Linked DNA regions of Homo sapiens: region 2 is linked to region 1. Evidence: chromatin contacts called from ENCODE Hi-C data. All regions are on one chromosome and are shown on one strand. The core of a region is the stretch at or near the end of the contact, and the rest is flanking DNA. Distances in the headings are between cores, read along the strand shown.

Region 1 (2,754 bases), core at 59-2,558:
TGATTCTCCTGCCTTAGCCTTCTGAGTAGCTGGGATTACAGGTGCCTGCCACCATGCCTGGCTAATTTTTTTTCTATTTTTAGTAGAGACAGGGTTTCACAAACTTGGTCAGTCTGCATTTTGAACTCCTGACCTCAGGTGATCCACCCACCTCGGCCTCCCAAAGTGCTGGGATTACAGGTGTGAGCCACAGTACCCAGCCCCACTGGTCTTTAATTTTCAAATGTGGCCATCAAGAGAGGCAAGATAATGGCTTATGTTTAGTTTATAGGTTGTCCTTGTGATATAAACAATGTGGAAAGATCCAAAATATTTTGGATTAATCTCTGAGCAAACAAAACAAAACAAAAACCTCTGTGAGTAAACTGGGTGAAGTGAATGATGTCTCTTGGGTCTGTCAGGTCCCATTGAGTTTATAGTTTTGGGGATTGCAATCTGTAAATGGAATAACCATCAACAGTGGAGCAGACAGCATTCCTGAATTACATAGGTAGGTATAATATATATCTATATTATAATACATAATATAGAGAGCATAAGTAGATATAATTAAGTAGATATTATATAGAGGCTATGTCAAAAACACTTGCTATTCAAAACAAGCAAATAAAAGTATTTTGTTCCACTTGTAACTGTGGAGAACAGGACTCTAAAGAGAAATGGAAAGTTCATCTGAAAATCAGACGTTTGGTCTTTATGGTGACTTAAACTCTATGAGAGATGTAAAAGAGAGTTGGGAGGGTGATTTAAAAATTATAAAGGAGACAGAGGAAATATAGGTAATATTGGTTTGTCATCCAATTAATTGCATGACACAAAATTGTAAAATCAATCTCTGGATTGAACAATGAATGACAATGAAAAGGAAGTTATTGTGATGAAGGGAAACTATATTAGGGATTTAATTTAAAAACAAGCAAATATGCTCAGCCTAAGAAGAGAATACATAGTTAAGGTATGTGGAAGCTACATAAGTTAGGGCTGGTGAGAAAGGTAAAAGGTAACGTACTCTATGAAAATTATGTTGTCATTTCCTCACATGGAAGATGTTGTGTTCCTCTGTCCAGATCTTGTGTGCCTGGAGTTGATGCTTTACTGGAGGTTGGGAATGGGCAGTGGTTCTCCTCACTCTCTTCTTCCAGTTATGAAACAGCATAGGAGCAACCCATTCACCTGGAGGTACAACAGTGTCCTGCTACCCACAACATCACGGATTATGCAATAGATAAATCATAGGGTGTATTTTAGTATATCTCTCTGGTATCACAAAAGTGTTTCATCAACTCTGACAGAAGCCCACATATGGTTTGGGTGTCTGAACAGACTACGAAGTGACTTACACAAAAGTTGCAATTGATAGTATCACTTCCTCCTTCTAAAAATGAGACACAAATAGAATGATTAGTTCTTATAGTTCACACCGCCTCTCAGTTTTGACAGATTTTGTTAAAATCTAAATTGTCATTGAACTGTGAAATATATAAACTGGTCATTGGTCATTTTAAGTATTCTCAGTTTCAGCCTCTGGGACTTGGCTCCAGAGAGTATTCTATGTACTAGCTGCCCAACGGCTGAGGGAGCACCACACAATTTAAGTTTTTATTTTGGTTAACATCCAACTTCTGCTGCCAGTTTCTGTTTTTGTCAGTGAAGACTGACAAAATCTCAGTGGATTAACACTTGAAGATTTGTTTCTTGCCCATGCAAAATCTATTGCTGGTTGGGTGATGCTCTAGGGAAGCTTTGCTCCATGAGGAGACTCAGGGATCCAGGTTGCTAATATCTTGTGGTTCTGTCATCTCAATAGATGGCCTTCCCAGTAGCGTCCACAGGAGAAAAGAGTTGAAGGGTCCCTTGGGGGCTTTTTGTTACTTCACTGACCCAGGGGTCAGCATGTAGACCAGGCCCCATGTCTCCACCCTGACTTGACATGGGGCTAAGAGGCAGTCTCCCCATGTCTTCAGGAAGAAGAAAATGAAACGGCCTTGCTGAACATATAGCAGTGATTTTCCTACTGCAAACAGTGATTTTCAAATTTGTTTTAAAGCTGAGGAATATTTCAGATGAAATTTTATGAGAAGCTAAGTATGTCAGAGGGATAAAAGTTGCAGTGCTTGGGTGAACCTGGAACAGAGGACTGCATTTGGAAATTGCTGACATTTAATAAAGCCCCATGGAAATCTCATGAACAGCTGGAGAGAAAGGGCAGACTCTGCAACAAAAGAATAAAAGAACATGTGAGCAAACATCTAGTTAGTGCAGACTCTAGGCAAATTAATATTTAACAGACATTTGTAAGTAAAAAAGGTAGGCACACCAGGAGAAAAATCAACACCAGCCTTGGAATTTTAAAAAAGAATTGATATTACAGCTATGTGAGTGGAGGTTGAAGGAATTTGCCCAAGGTTATAGATAGGTGTAAACTAAAGGGGCTATTTTATTATAAAAATTTGGATTGCAGACATGTACCGCATAATAACATTTTGGTCAACAATGGACCACGTATATGACAGAAGTCCCATGAGATTATAATGGAGCTGCCTTATGCAGCTGTACGTTTGTATCTTTTTTGTTTTTTTGAGATAGAGTCTCGCTCTGTTGCCCAGGCTGGGGTGCAGTGGTGCGATCTCGGCTCACTGCAATCTCCCCCTCCCGGGTTTCAGTGATTCTCCTGCCTCAGCCTCTGAAGTAGCTGGGATTACAGGTGTGTGCCACCACGCCCAGCTAATTTTTGTATTTTTAATAGAGACAGGG
Region 2 (2,757 bases), core at 30-2,529, 180 kb before region 1:
GGTGCTTTGGCATGCTGTCTTTCTTAGGGGCTACTTTTGCAACTGCCTGAACAGCAGGTGTTATGCTTCAAAAGCTTTGTGTGACTGAGAGCAGTGGGTTGAACGGTAGCCCCCAAACAGAAGTCCTCACCCATGGTACTTCTGTCTTGTTTAGAAAAAGGGTCTTTGGAGATGTAATTAAGTTAAAAATCTTGAGATGAGCTCACTTTGCCACGTGGAAACGGAGGCAGAGACTGAAGTGATGTGGCCACAAGCCCAGGGATGCCTAGAGCCCCCAGGAGCTGGGAAAGGCAGGAAGGATCCTCCCCTAGAGCCTACAGAGGGAGTGTGGCCCTGAGACACCTTGATTTCAGACTTCCAGTCTCCAGAACTGGGAGACAGTCAACTTCTGTTATTAGAAGTTGCTGAGTTTTCAGTATCTTGTGGCAGCAGCCCCAGGAAATGAACACACAGGTGCTCTGTTCTTGAATGTGAATGAGCAGAACAGACACTGCCAGGTGTTTGTGGAAGAAGACTCAAACAGGCAGAAGACAGGAATCTGCCAGAAAAAAATGACAATCCAGAGAAAAGTGGGCGAGGAAGCAACAGTCATGATAATAATTAGTATTCATGAAGACATATAAGTTACTGAGTCCTTAAAACAAAAACAGAATGCTAGAAAAGAACAATTCCCAGAAGAAGAAAGAACATATGAGGATTAAAATAAATCAGGAGAGGAGGGCCGACACAGGCAATGTCAGCTACGACACCAAGCTGTCTGGGATGCGGTTCAAGACAGTTGTGGGGGGCAGGTGGTGGACAGACGGCTGCTCTTTCTCGTTCCTTAGAAATATGTCCGGTTTGGCTGGGCATGGTGGCTCATGCCTACAATCTCAGCACTTTGGGAGGCCGAGGTGGGCGGATTACTTGAGGTCAGGAGTTGCAGACCAGCCTGACCAACATGGTGAAATCCCATCTCTACTAAAAACACAAAAATTAGCCAGGCGTGGAGGCACATGCTTGTAATCCCAGCTACTCGAGAGGCTGAGGCAGGAGAATCACTGGAACTCAAGAGACGGAGGTTGCAGTCAGCCGAGATCACACCACTGCACTCGACAGAGAAAGACTGTCTCAACAACAACAACAACAAAAAAAAAAAGAAGGAAAAAAAAAGAAATACGTCGTGATTTTTAAAACATTGACAATATTCAAATATACACAGAAAGAAACTGCCTGATTGATATTGCTTTATTTCCTGTGAGGCAGTTTCACTTCCTGAGGACTACAGAGAAACCCTGTCACCCTCCGGCCTCCATCCTCTTCCTAAGACTCAGAATCTGAGCTGTTACCTGCATCTTTGCGGGTGAAGACATAGCTCATGTGCTTTCACTTCCTGGAAACTTTACCAGGCTTCTCACACCCTTGTAACCCGCTGGGATTCACCACAACACCTCCAGCAGCTGGCTGCAGTTATTGCGGTTGTATGTATGTGGTTAGAAACTTCCACTCAAGAATGAGTCACAACCTCTGCACTCCCAAGACCCCATGCAGACATCCAGTGAATAAACTGCTTATTTCCTGCCGTCTGTTTTCCTCATCCTCGTACTCCATCCTCTCTGTTCTTAGGAATGGAAGGCAGTGGTGGGGGCAGGAATCATTCCTTTTCCTTGCAGTACATGTGTGCAGCATGGAATAGAAAGTGATTTCAGATACATAGTGGGAAGGTGAGCTAGTTTTCCTTTGACTCCATCCATGGCTTATGAAGCAAGCTGAATGCTGGCTGTGGGGGTGTGAGGATGGCCCCTGCACTACACAACAATGCTCAGAGTTTCTCAGGGTTTGTGTTTCCAATTAGGAGGCCACGCTTGGCTGGCACATGCTGGGCCCTCAATAAATATCTATGACCGATATTGAATGGACAATTAAGGCAAAGGTCATTAAAAATAACATTTGGCTATGTGAAAATCACTCAGATTCTAGATTTTAAGTGTTCTCCCCACAAAACATGATGAGAAAGTGAGATGATGCATGTGTTCATTACCTTGACGCAGCCACTCCACAATGTATACATACTTCAAAACACGTTGTGTGTGATAACTATATACGATTTCTATTTGTCAATTAAAAAATAAATAAGTTAAAAAAATAGCATCCGGTTATCCGAGTTCATGGTGGGGAGCCTTCTCATGAAGCGGTTAGCATTCTCCTTTACACAAGACAGACCTGTTACTCTCTAATAAGATGCTGCCTCCTGGAAAATGTGTACCCAGAGAGCACACACGGTCCAGCAGACGTCGCTGTTGTGGTATAGCACATGGAGGCAGGGGATAAGATTCGATGTGATTGACAGGCACATTTATCCAAGAGAAAACTTTCAAGATCTGATGGAGTAATGCAGGGTTTCCATTCTTATTTCTTGCCTACTTGAAGTTCCTTGAGCGAGCTGAAAGCACTTACTGTTGCGAGGCTTCCTAAGGAAACATCAGTTCCAGGTTCTTCACAAATGTCACACGTGATCTCACAAGGGTACCATGTTCTGAACAACACTGAGCTTTGGAATACTAGAATTGTTGGCACTTCACAATGCAAGGACTTGTCTCGCTCTCTGAACCCTGGGTTTTACGTGGGCAACTTGGCAAGTCCACGAGCCTTCGGTCATCAATGGACAGTCAGGGGCCACATGCAGGAAGCTGTTGCTGTGTGAAGAGCTGATGCCCTGAGAGAGTGACCAAGAAGGGAGAAAGATGTCTGCAGGTCAAACAGGCACCTGGGATTCCA

What was found. Hi-C counts contacts between places; a loop is a spot of excess contacts on that map. Pooled maps may share reads with other maps.
Region 2: a map with no recorded cell type shows a loop between it and region 1 (14-fold over the local background). The contact joins two enhancer-like sites. A Hi-C loop is called at or near these places in 17 of 37 single-sample maps with no recorded cell type and 5 of 50 pooled maps.

Annotation. Positions count from the first base shown.
Region 1 is chrX:7,260,508-7,263,261 of GRCh38, forward strand. All of the region lies in intron 6 of STS (steroid sulfatase), which reads left to right. Among named protein-coding and RNA genes, the nearest start is that of PUDP, 110 kb to the left of the region's middle. Within about 2 kb of position 1,309, at least 2 of the 41 ENCODE cell types and tissues checked have a DNase peak (open chromatin) inside an H3K27ac peak, as active enhancers do.
Region 2 is chrX:7,082,777-7,085,533 of GRCh38, forward strand. The region is part of intron 2 of PUDP (pseudouridine 5'-phosphatase); the gene reads right to left. Among named protein-coding and RNA genes, the nearest start is that of STS, 64 kb to the right of the region's middle. RefSeq lists enhancers at 1-364, 484-553. Within about 2 kb of position 1,280, at least 9 of the 41 ENCODE cell types and tissues checked have a DNase peak (open chromatin) inside an H3K27ac peak, as active enhancers do.